Linked DNA regions of Homo sapiens: region 2 is linked to region 1. Evidence: chromatin loops called from intact Hi-C (ENCODE). Cell type or tissue: ascending aorta. All regions are shown on one strand.

Region 1 (5,000 bases):
GTCTGTACATGTTCAGTAGAGACTCATTTTTTTTCTGAATATTTTTGACCTGTAGTTGGCTGAATCCAGAGATGTGAAACCCATGGATACAGGGGGCTGACTGTACTTCTGTTGTTACAAATTCCAGATTCTCTTTAAAAATAACATATGTCTTGTGTGTGTACCTGTGTTTAAAGCTTTTTGATTTGTGAATAAATTCATAAATATCTCTTGACAAAGGTTTCCGGGGGTAAGTATGCAATTTCTAAAACTAATTTTGAAGAACCTCACTGAGTTAAGTCTTTGATAAACAAAGTCTGCTGTGGCTTTTTTTTGGTGTGTGATTGCAACCTACACTGCAAGATATAAAATGAAATTTTTGAATAATTCTCTAAAAATTACTTATTGATCTAAATTATGGAATCTCACCTTATATTCAGGTTTTTTCTTAAAAATAAAAGCCCATATAACTGCTGTGTTAAAAGTCAAAGATACAGACATAAAATTTCATTAAAAAAAGACTATCTATAATCAAGGAATCATCAAAAGTATTGATACTTACTTTATTTCTTGAAATTTACTTCATTGCTTTGAAAAAAGACACTTGGGAAAATCTAAGTAGTTTAATTCCTTGACACTGATTATATTAAGCATAGATAGAATTTTTTTTTCTGCTACCACTATTTTGGTTTACTTCTACTTCCCCTTGCTTCTTGGTACTCTTCAGGGAATATGTTGAGGAAGACAAAAAGTGACTTCCCCAAATCAGGTAGGTGTACTCTCATTGTCTATCATTGTCAAAATCATCACCACAGACTAAAAGCTGTTTATTTGTGATTCACATCTATTAAAGTAGCTGGAACTTTCCTTATCAGACTGATACAATCTCTGCTAGGGTATGGGAGGCAGAGGTGATTCTGAATAGGGTATCTAGTAAAAGAGCTGGTTCCCGACTATGTAGGCTTAACTGGGTCACCTAAAGCAAAGGTAATGCCCAACCAACCAGGTAAAGCTGTAAGGAAAGCCAAGGGACCAGTGAAAACAGAGCTTGACACAGCAGCAGGCACTCAATAAATACTTGTTGAATAAACAAATGAGATAATTCTACTTATATAACACGAGGTATTTGAACAAAACAATATAACCTCCCTCTTTGAAGTTCTAGTTAAACAGTTACGTTACTCCTGTGGCTCTGGTTTGTAGGAAAAAAACTGGATTTATTAATAGCATAGAAGCAGAAGTCAGAATAAGCAAGCCAACTCTTAGCTTTTCTTTCCATAGGTATAAATTGGGCTCCATATCCTATGTCTTGCAGAGAAGCCAAAGATCTACTCTGTAGCAATTAATGTTGGGACAACAACACACATGTTAAAAAGTTGTCTGTGGGGCTCAGAATTTAATTTTAGAAAACAAATTTAAGTCTTGTAAATTCTCTCCATATCAGATGATCACATTAACATTCATCTCAGTGCAAAGCTAAAGAGAAATCATGTAGACATTATCTGCCTTTCCTCTTGTCCATGCTATTATACCCTTCTATTATGTAGATCATTTAACAGACAGCAAGAGTGAACAGCTCTTCATGGAATCCCTGAGCTAGAAAAGCCCTTGAAGTTCATCTGGTTCAATTACCAGAATACCTCCAGAAACTATACCTGTGAGACACAGAACTATATATAGAAGTGAAAGCTTACTCCTCTATTGCCACAATGTGGTGGGTTTTTGTTTTTTAAGTTAACCCAATACATCAATCTCTTAATCACAACCCATTCTTTTCTGTTCCACCCCCCCTAAAAAAATGGATAATATGAGGACATATCATTATTAAAACAGTATTTTAATACTACTAGCATCACTATATTATGTGGTATTTTAAATTAAGAAAAACATGGTATGGATTTTAATTAATACTGCTATCATTTTAGTCTGAATTTGAATAGAAGATTCTTAAAGTTACTCTAGGCTTCCATTTAACACAGAAATCCTCTCTATCGCATATTTCATCTAAAAGACTGCATAATAAAAGATTAATGCAGCCACTTTAAGTATTTATATGTTTTAAAATTGCATAGGAGGTAGATGATCACTTTTTGTATTTATTTAAAAACTATATTTTCTATATTTTGAACAAATGGATATGATATTTAAACATTCTTTTTTTAAAACCATTGCCAGTTACCATAAATGAAGATTTGCTACACTGTACTTTAATTGTGTTAACATAATGCGTAATTCAAAGGCAATACTTAAAAACATTTCAAAATCAGGTTGTAATTATTTCAGGCAAAATGTAAGTATTTCTGGCTAATCGTAGCACATAAGATGTCTATTTTCAGAACTAATTGGTCAAATACTGTCACAGAGCACCAGTGTAACAAAAAGAACACCTCAGTGTGAGCTGGCACACAAAGTATACTATGTTATAATAACCACAAAATACAGGGTGAATCATATTTTGCAAAGAGGCTTGTGCACACCTAATAGAAAACCCACATCACAGCCATATTCGGCATCACCAAGGTATGACATGAGAGGGGACTTTTGTTCTTAACAATAGTGCCACTCAGTGGCTGAACAATGGTAGTGAATTGAAAACAGTATGAATGGAGGGTGGGCAAAAAGAAAAATGGAGTTTTGGAGTAGGCAATGATAATACTGTAGGCAAAGAAAAAGAAACACTATGTTGTTATGGTAACTGTACCTTGGAGGTCAGTTAGAGTCTGGACAGGAACAGAAACCTGAGCATCGCTTCCTGTAACTACATCGCCTGGATTTCATAAGAAAAAATAATTAGATTTCATAAAAAGGAAATAATCAACTTCACTTTTCTTTTATACTGAATGTTCTAATACTTTAATCAAATTACTAAAAATATAGTACAAAAGAAAATAATGCACAAGCTTAGAAAAATATAAAATATTTTCAAAGAAAATAATCTTTAAGAGCATGTTTTCTAGAAATGTTTTGTGTTTGTTTTTCTTAAAGAAAACACAAACAAGTTTCAACTAGAGTATAGGAAACTTCAGCAATCAAAAGATTTTGCTGAGCATATTTCATGATGCTACAAATATTAGTGTGATTTTATATTTTCCCTTTCATCCAAAAGTAAGTTATATGTCATTTATTTAAAAATAGGCATTCTTTTGAAATTGATTTCCTCCTATATCAGACAAAATTTATTTTTAACTAACTTGAAACCAACTTCTTCAGTGATAAGATAAAGTCCTCAATAAGTTCTAATTTCACATTAAGTAATGAAAAGATTTAAGTTACCACATGTACTTATAAATGTCAACATGTAAAAATAAACCTGTGAACTGCATACCCTTCACTTGATATACTTATTGTAGGCAAGATTTCATTTACAAATTGGACTTATAGTAAGTGCTTAAAATAATGACATGTTCAAATTAAAAAAGCAATTTAAAATATAGACAAAGGAAACAGGAAAAAAAAAAAACCAAGTGCATTTTAAGAACATAAGAAAGGAAAAGGAGCATAACAGGAAATCTCATGAAGAACCTGAGGTGCACTAACATTTGGAAGGAAGACTTTTTGGTTCTTTGATTTCCTTCCTGGATGACAAAGTTCAACACTAAGCACAGTCACTGTCAACAGAATCATTCTCTGGATATATCACCATCTGAAGGCCTATGCTATTTTCAGACTAACAGGCTAAAGAAAAAAGCATTTTAAAAAAGCATCATATTTTCTATGCATGATCATTTATGATTAATTGACTTGTTTCCCCTTGAGCTTTTATATAATATATACAGTAGTAAAAAAAATCAACTTTTGAGTTAAATGACATATCCTCAGTGTTCTGACCACTATGACTTACAGCATGGCCAGCTAATCCGGAAACTGTTAAGTTGTAATTATACCATCATCATCAATTAACAGTACACACATTTAGTCTCCTATAATTGAAATAAAATCTATAAATAGGAACATACCACAAACAAGTGATAAACAGCTTTTAGTGGAAATGGGCCCCAGATTTTCATAGTATATGTACTCTAAATTCACTGATAATGGCGTGCCTACTTTCTGTATCTTTGAAGGAGATTTTCAATTCTGTGCCTGCTACCTGTTTTACTCTGCTGCTTCTAGATCACTTATTAATGTATAGAGACTGACAACTCATTTTAACATTAAATATCACCAAAACAATTACAGGGAACATCTGGGCTGCTCCTTCACTATCCTACCCCAACACAAAGACAAACTACAGAATGTACTTCAAGCAACACATGTGAGTTTGGATTACAAACACAACTGTCCCCCTATCTAAGCATACAAGCACAAGTAATTGAAAGTTAACTGATTATGAAAACCATAAACAGTTTCATCTTTATAAACAACCATTTTTCAACATAACTTTCAAATTTTCCAGCAGAGTACACTAAAAAGACTATTACATTATCTTTCCTCAAAGGCACTAAGTAGATGACTCTGTTCTGAGAGAGAAATCACTTCACAACACAAGCCTCCTGACAGGCTGAATATTGTGTTCACTGATCTATGGGACCAGGTGATATGCTTGCAGCTTTCAGTGTGACAGCACAGCAGGATACATGTGGGAAATACCAGCATAAAGAACCAATGTTGGAGAAGTATTTTTCACTGTAGAGTTAATACATATTCTACCAAAACAACCATAGATTTTTAGAGGTGGGAGACTCTCCAGGGATTAGCCCAAATCTCTTATTTCAGGGTGAGGAAAGAAGAGGGTCAGAGAGCTTCAGGGTGTTGCTTAGGGCTCATCAATGGATGAATAGAGAAGAGCAGCAAACTACACTATCTTCTATCGTCTACTTCCACAAACCGTTCTCTTTGCCTTTTGTTTTATCCATACCTTTGTGAGGGAAGGAGCATTAGCAGGAACATTTATCATTAATCTGAAGGTAAACAAATTTTTGTTTTTTTTTTTTGGTAGATTGACATGAGAAGAACAAAACACAAGTACAAATATAGAAGGGTTGCCAAACAAGGCTACTTCCTTTCAGCACAGGGATCAG
Region 2 (5,000 bases), 200 kb before region 1:
AACCTCCTAAAGTGCTGGGATTACAGGTGTGAGCCACTGTGCCCAGCCCAAACCTATTTTTTAAACTCTACAATGGGCATTAGATCACAACCTCAAAGGATTATAAGACTATGTACCTGTAAATAGCCTAGAACATAATAAATACTCAATAAATCATTGTCATTATGATTGTCATTATTAGTTTTCAAAGGCTGGTTGCATATAGCTCCTGAAGCTTGAAGACCTTTGTGTGAGTTTATTTTAACATCACTCCATATTCCAGAGCAGCATTTGTCATGCCCCACTTTGTTATTTATACAGAGCATGATTACTCCATTTCATAAAGTCAGGTTTAAAGTTCAAAATGAAAAGCAAAAGGTAAGTTCTCCCATCATCTTGCTAAGCAAGTTGTCTCTCTGCTCTGAAAGGGGAAGATACCAGAACATGTGAGTTATGTGGTCAACATCAGGAAGAACGCCACACCTGGGTTTATACAGTAAATACTCTAGTAGCTGCTCAGATGCATTCTTCCAGCTCTGTTATTCCTGGAGAACTGTGGACACTCTGCTGTGTTTAAAAAAAGTATTGCTTTTCATTACAGAGAAGTCTTCAATTGCTTTCCTCTTTCAACGAACGTCTATACTTAGTTATCACAGACTTGAGAGAAACTAATGATACTTTACAGTAAGACTATGATTAAATTACCTTCTGTTAATTAGGAGTTTCTAAATCACCTTCATCCCCTTGGAGAAAAGACTTGATGTAAATAGGCAGTAATAAAAGTGGTACTATGTTTAATTCAAATTGTATCCTTTTAAATTTAATTAATTTAGTAATAGTTTTAAATGAGCATGTCAGAACTAAAGGGTCCTTAGTGACTTGAAAGAGTTAACGTAGCATCCAGAAGTTCCTAATGTACTCTTCAGAAGTAGCTTGCTCACTGAATAATTGGGTTTAACCAGCTCAAGTTCCCCTGTCCTCCCACGGGAATGATTCAGAGCAGGTTTTGAACCATTCTCATCAGTTTTTTGGAGACACTACCCTCCATTCAGGATGTAGCGTCTGAACTCACTATCTTTAATGTTTCCAAGACCAAGGGAGAGACAGTGAGGCCATAGGCCCTCTTTCCAGGCACTTACTAGAGAGTAAGCCAGCAAAGTGGCTGTGGACTACATCCTCACTGGACTGCACCTGGCTGCTCACAGTACCTGTTGAAAGTTCCTTCTAAGTTGCTAAATCCCTTCACCTACCCACATCCCTTCCTCCTTTCATGTCTGCAGAGAATACTTGAGCACAAGGCACACATAAATTTCATGCTGTCTGGGATGGGATAAGGATGTCGTGTAAACATATCATTAATGTAGCTTAGAAAAGCTGAAAAGTGGCTGGGAGAGGATGGGGTTTGTGTATGTGTACATCCTTGAGGTGACCATGGTGCAAAGCAATTTATCATGTGCTGTAAAGTAGATTGTTTAATGTGAGACTATTGTATAAGGTTTCCCACAGTAATCATGTACAAAATGATGTATAGCATACCAAGTTCTCCCCTAACAAGACTTCTGGTCATGTAAGGTTGATAATAAACTAGAGAAGTAAAAGGATTATTATCATTTAAATGCATGTGCATGCTCTTCATATAGAAAAGCATAGCATAATAAATTACCACATAAACTGGCAGAAATTATTATATAGCTTTTCTGGATAGTTTTATAATTGCAGCAGAGTTCCTTTGCAGGGTAGTTTAGGTTCTGTTTTGTTGCTCAATTTTCACCTTTTTTTTTTTTTTTTTTTTGCTTTTCCTATGAATATCAAATTGTTCAGGACCAGAAACTACAAGATCAAATTCAAAACTCCTTCCATTTTTTGAAATTCTGTTTATTTCGTGAAATAAGATTAAATAACTTATATTTCTTAACTTAAAGTTTTGGTTAAAAACTAAAATTTGAGGTTTAGAAATTTTAAATATTTTCCAAAAATTTAGAGTAGGATAAGTATTTAACGTATATTCATTGACTTCATAACCAATCTTTTGGTACAACTGGAACCCCTCCAGCGACCTTTTCAAACTATTGCCTCTGGTCTATTTAAATGTATTGGGGACCACATGGAGACTTCTGGAAATGCTAAATCTCAATCTAGAAATAGTAGTGAATGCCTTTTAAATCTAAGTTTGGTTGTGACTTTATGGCTCACTCACTTGTCTGCATAAAAATAAAAATTTCTTACCTGGTTTAAAAGCACAGTTTTTGGTGACATAAACCACCCTAGTGCATTCATTGTTTTGATTCCCCTAAGCTCTGCCTCTGTGATTTTGTCGATTTTTTTTCTTTTAATCCTGTAGATGTGCTTTTTTATTTTTTGCCCACTATCCTCTTTGTGCTGTTTTTCCTTATCTTTGCTCCTTTTTCCTCTCCTCCCAGCCTAACAAATGTGTATTACTAAGGACTTCTAGTGGCTAATGTGGGAAGTGCCTCTCAGAAATACCCACAACTGTAAACAGTAGGTCCATGCAGTGCGCATTGGACACACAGCACCTGTGGAAAGTAGGAACCAAAGGCAATAAACTGGTTCTTTTGACTACATGATACTATTTATTTCATGAATGTTATGCTGTATCCAAATGGTTATTGAGTGAATGCAGGAGACACCCATATTACACTTGTATATGATAAGCATATGCCTGTATCTTATGTTTGTATGGTGATTACATTCAGAAACTGCACTTAAAGTTTAACCTGTGAAATATGGCCCGCTTCTAAGTGTGTGAATATGATTATATATTAATTTAGGCTGAGAAGTGATAGAGACATTGATTGTGTTAGAGGAGGCTTTTTATAATTTGAAAATTCAACTAGCTACCTACAGATAAGATGGGATGTTATTTTATAGGATTTTATCTGAAATGTAGTACATAAGAGGTTCAGACCGTATCAGGGTTTAGATAAAAGTTATGTAACAGGAAAGACACATTGATCCCTTAGGTACTACCCTAGCTCTGAAGTGAGCTTTATGAAAAGTTAGAGTATATTGGAAAAAGTTGAGAATAGCTAGCTTCCTACATGTGGACCCTGGGTCACTCTTAATTCATAATTCATTCCAGATTTATATAGCATTTGGCATCTGTTCTCTGGCAAGAAATGATCATTAAAATAGTTGAATACAGTGTTCAGGCAGACTTATATGACGCCAAAACCATGCTTTGAACGTGGCAGAAACTGAGAATTTAACTTAGACTTCAAATAAAATTCCATAGAAGAATTTTGTAAACAAATTTTTTGGAAATATTTTGAAGTATTCTCCCTTCTATAGTAAGTTCTACTACAAATACTTGTTTTGAAAATTCAAACTTGCTTGAATGCAGTTTATATGTTAGGTAACAATTTGAGCATACCAAAAATTTTGCATTTGCGTGTGCACAAGTTTGTGTGAACTGAAATTACACACACACCCCTCAAACATCCACCATATTCTTCAATTCACAAAATGTGTTATGAGCTACACCCTCTACATCTTGTGTTACAATTTTCCGTTAGATTTCAGATCACCCTCCTTCCACCACTTCACAGTGACTCACAAGCTGCAACTCCTCCAACACCCACTTCCACCAGCAACCTTCAGGTCTTTTTCAAGGTTAAGTGCCATGTTTATTGTAGTATTTTTTCATTCTTTAACCATTTAACATATGCAGAACTGTGATATTGTTTTTATTTGATGTCTTTTTTTATGTGTCACTGCAAAATTTTTTAGTGTTGTGCCCCTAACCCACTTTCCTTATAAGCCCTGTGGTTTTTATTGCACAATTTTGTATAGTGAGGTGAGTTTTAGGATTGCAGAACTGTCATACTGCAGTTACAGCCGATCCTTGAATAATGTCATTTTGTTCAGCATCATTTCATTATAACACTGAAGAGGAAAAAATAATTGATTCCCAGCTGGGGCCACTTGTATGGAGTTTGCAGGTTCTCCCCACATCTGTGTAGGTTTCCTCCAGGTACACCAGGTACACCAGTTTCCTCCCACATAGCAAAGATGTGAGCTTCAGATGAGTTGGACAATCTTCAGGGTTTCAGTGTGAGTGAGTGTGGATGTGTGTGTGAGTGTGCCCTGCGATGGGATGGCATCCTGTCCAGGGTGGGTTCCCCCTTTTACCCTGACCTGCTGGGATAGGCTCTGGCCACCTTTGATAAGTGGATTGGAATAAGTGGGTTGGAAAATGAATAAATAAATGAATGAATGAATATAAGTTATTGGGAAATAAAAAAAATTATCAGGTATTTGACATTCATCCAAATGCACGGCAATATTTGTTAACTGTTTTTGAGCTGTGTGGTAGTAGGAGGTTCCTCTGAAAATTTTCATTTTGCAAACATTTGTTGATTTAATACACCACCACTATGACTACTGTCACGAATTCACCACAAATTGAGTAAATAATGATCTTACTTGTTTTCATTAATCTTTCTTAAATGTATGTATAGTTCACATTTATTTCAGCATTTAAAATTAGAAGTGTTTTGATCTTTATTGAGAAGTTTGATGACGTTTTTGTGACCAGAAATACGCTGTGGAAACTTAACCCTTGTTTATATCAGTTAGCCTAGGGTAAAATTGGTTTCATTGTACCTTGTTCACTGAAAGTCGCAGTTTCCAAGAAGCTGTCCATGTTAAGAGAAGACTTACTGTATATTCTCCACAGTTACTCAAGATCACCAAATGACCAGATCCGCAGCTTCCAATACTGTGGACTCACTCTCCCAGCACCTCTCTCTGTACACGCCTGTAAATGTTTAGCATCCTTGTTCTTTTCCTGCCCTCGGACCACTCTTGCACCTGTCATACTAGTTATTATTCTCTCTGCTTATTCCAGTGATTCTGGAGCATCATGCAACATTCATTCATCTTTAAAATTTCTCCCTCAGAAATGTAGACATTCTTTCATCTCAGCCACTACCTCTGTGGAGAAAATTTTCAATTATCCAGTGCCAGAAGCAAGCTGTCACATAATTTCCGGTTGTACTCGA

What was found. A loop is a pair of places that touch in the nucleus more often than their neighbours do. Peaks named below come from ENCODE experiments on the same cell type or tissue, not always from the same donor. Only the 100,000 strongest peaks of a DNase experiment are listed, where the experiment ranks them.
Region 2: it touches region 1 in a loop (2.9-fold over the local background); 40 of 110 quality-filtered maps call a loop at or near these places.

Annotation. Positions count from the first base shown.
Region 1 is chr3:17,231,005-17,236,004 of GRCh38, forward strand. TBC1D5 (TBC1 domain family member 5) reads right to left here. Exons shown (of 23, transcript NM_001349074.2): 18 at 2,681-2,746. Among named protein-coding and RNA genes, the nearest start is that of PLCL2-AS1, 180 kb to the left of the region's middle. RefSeq lists enhancers at 933-1,227, 1,602-1,671, 2,671-2,740. In ascending aorta, a CTCF peak has its summit at 2,554; no DNase peak of the experiment used is centred here.
Region 2 is chr3:17,030,179-17,035,178 of GRCh38, forward strand. All of the region lies in intron 3 of PLCL2 (phospholipase C like 2), which reads left to right. Among named protein-coding and RNA genes, the nearest start is that of PLCL2-AS1, 22 kb to the right of the region's middle. In ascending aorta, a CTCF peak has its summit at 2,440; no DNase peak of the experiment used is centred here.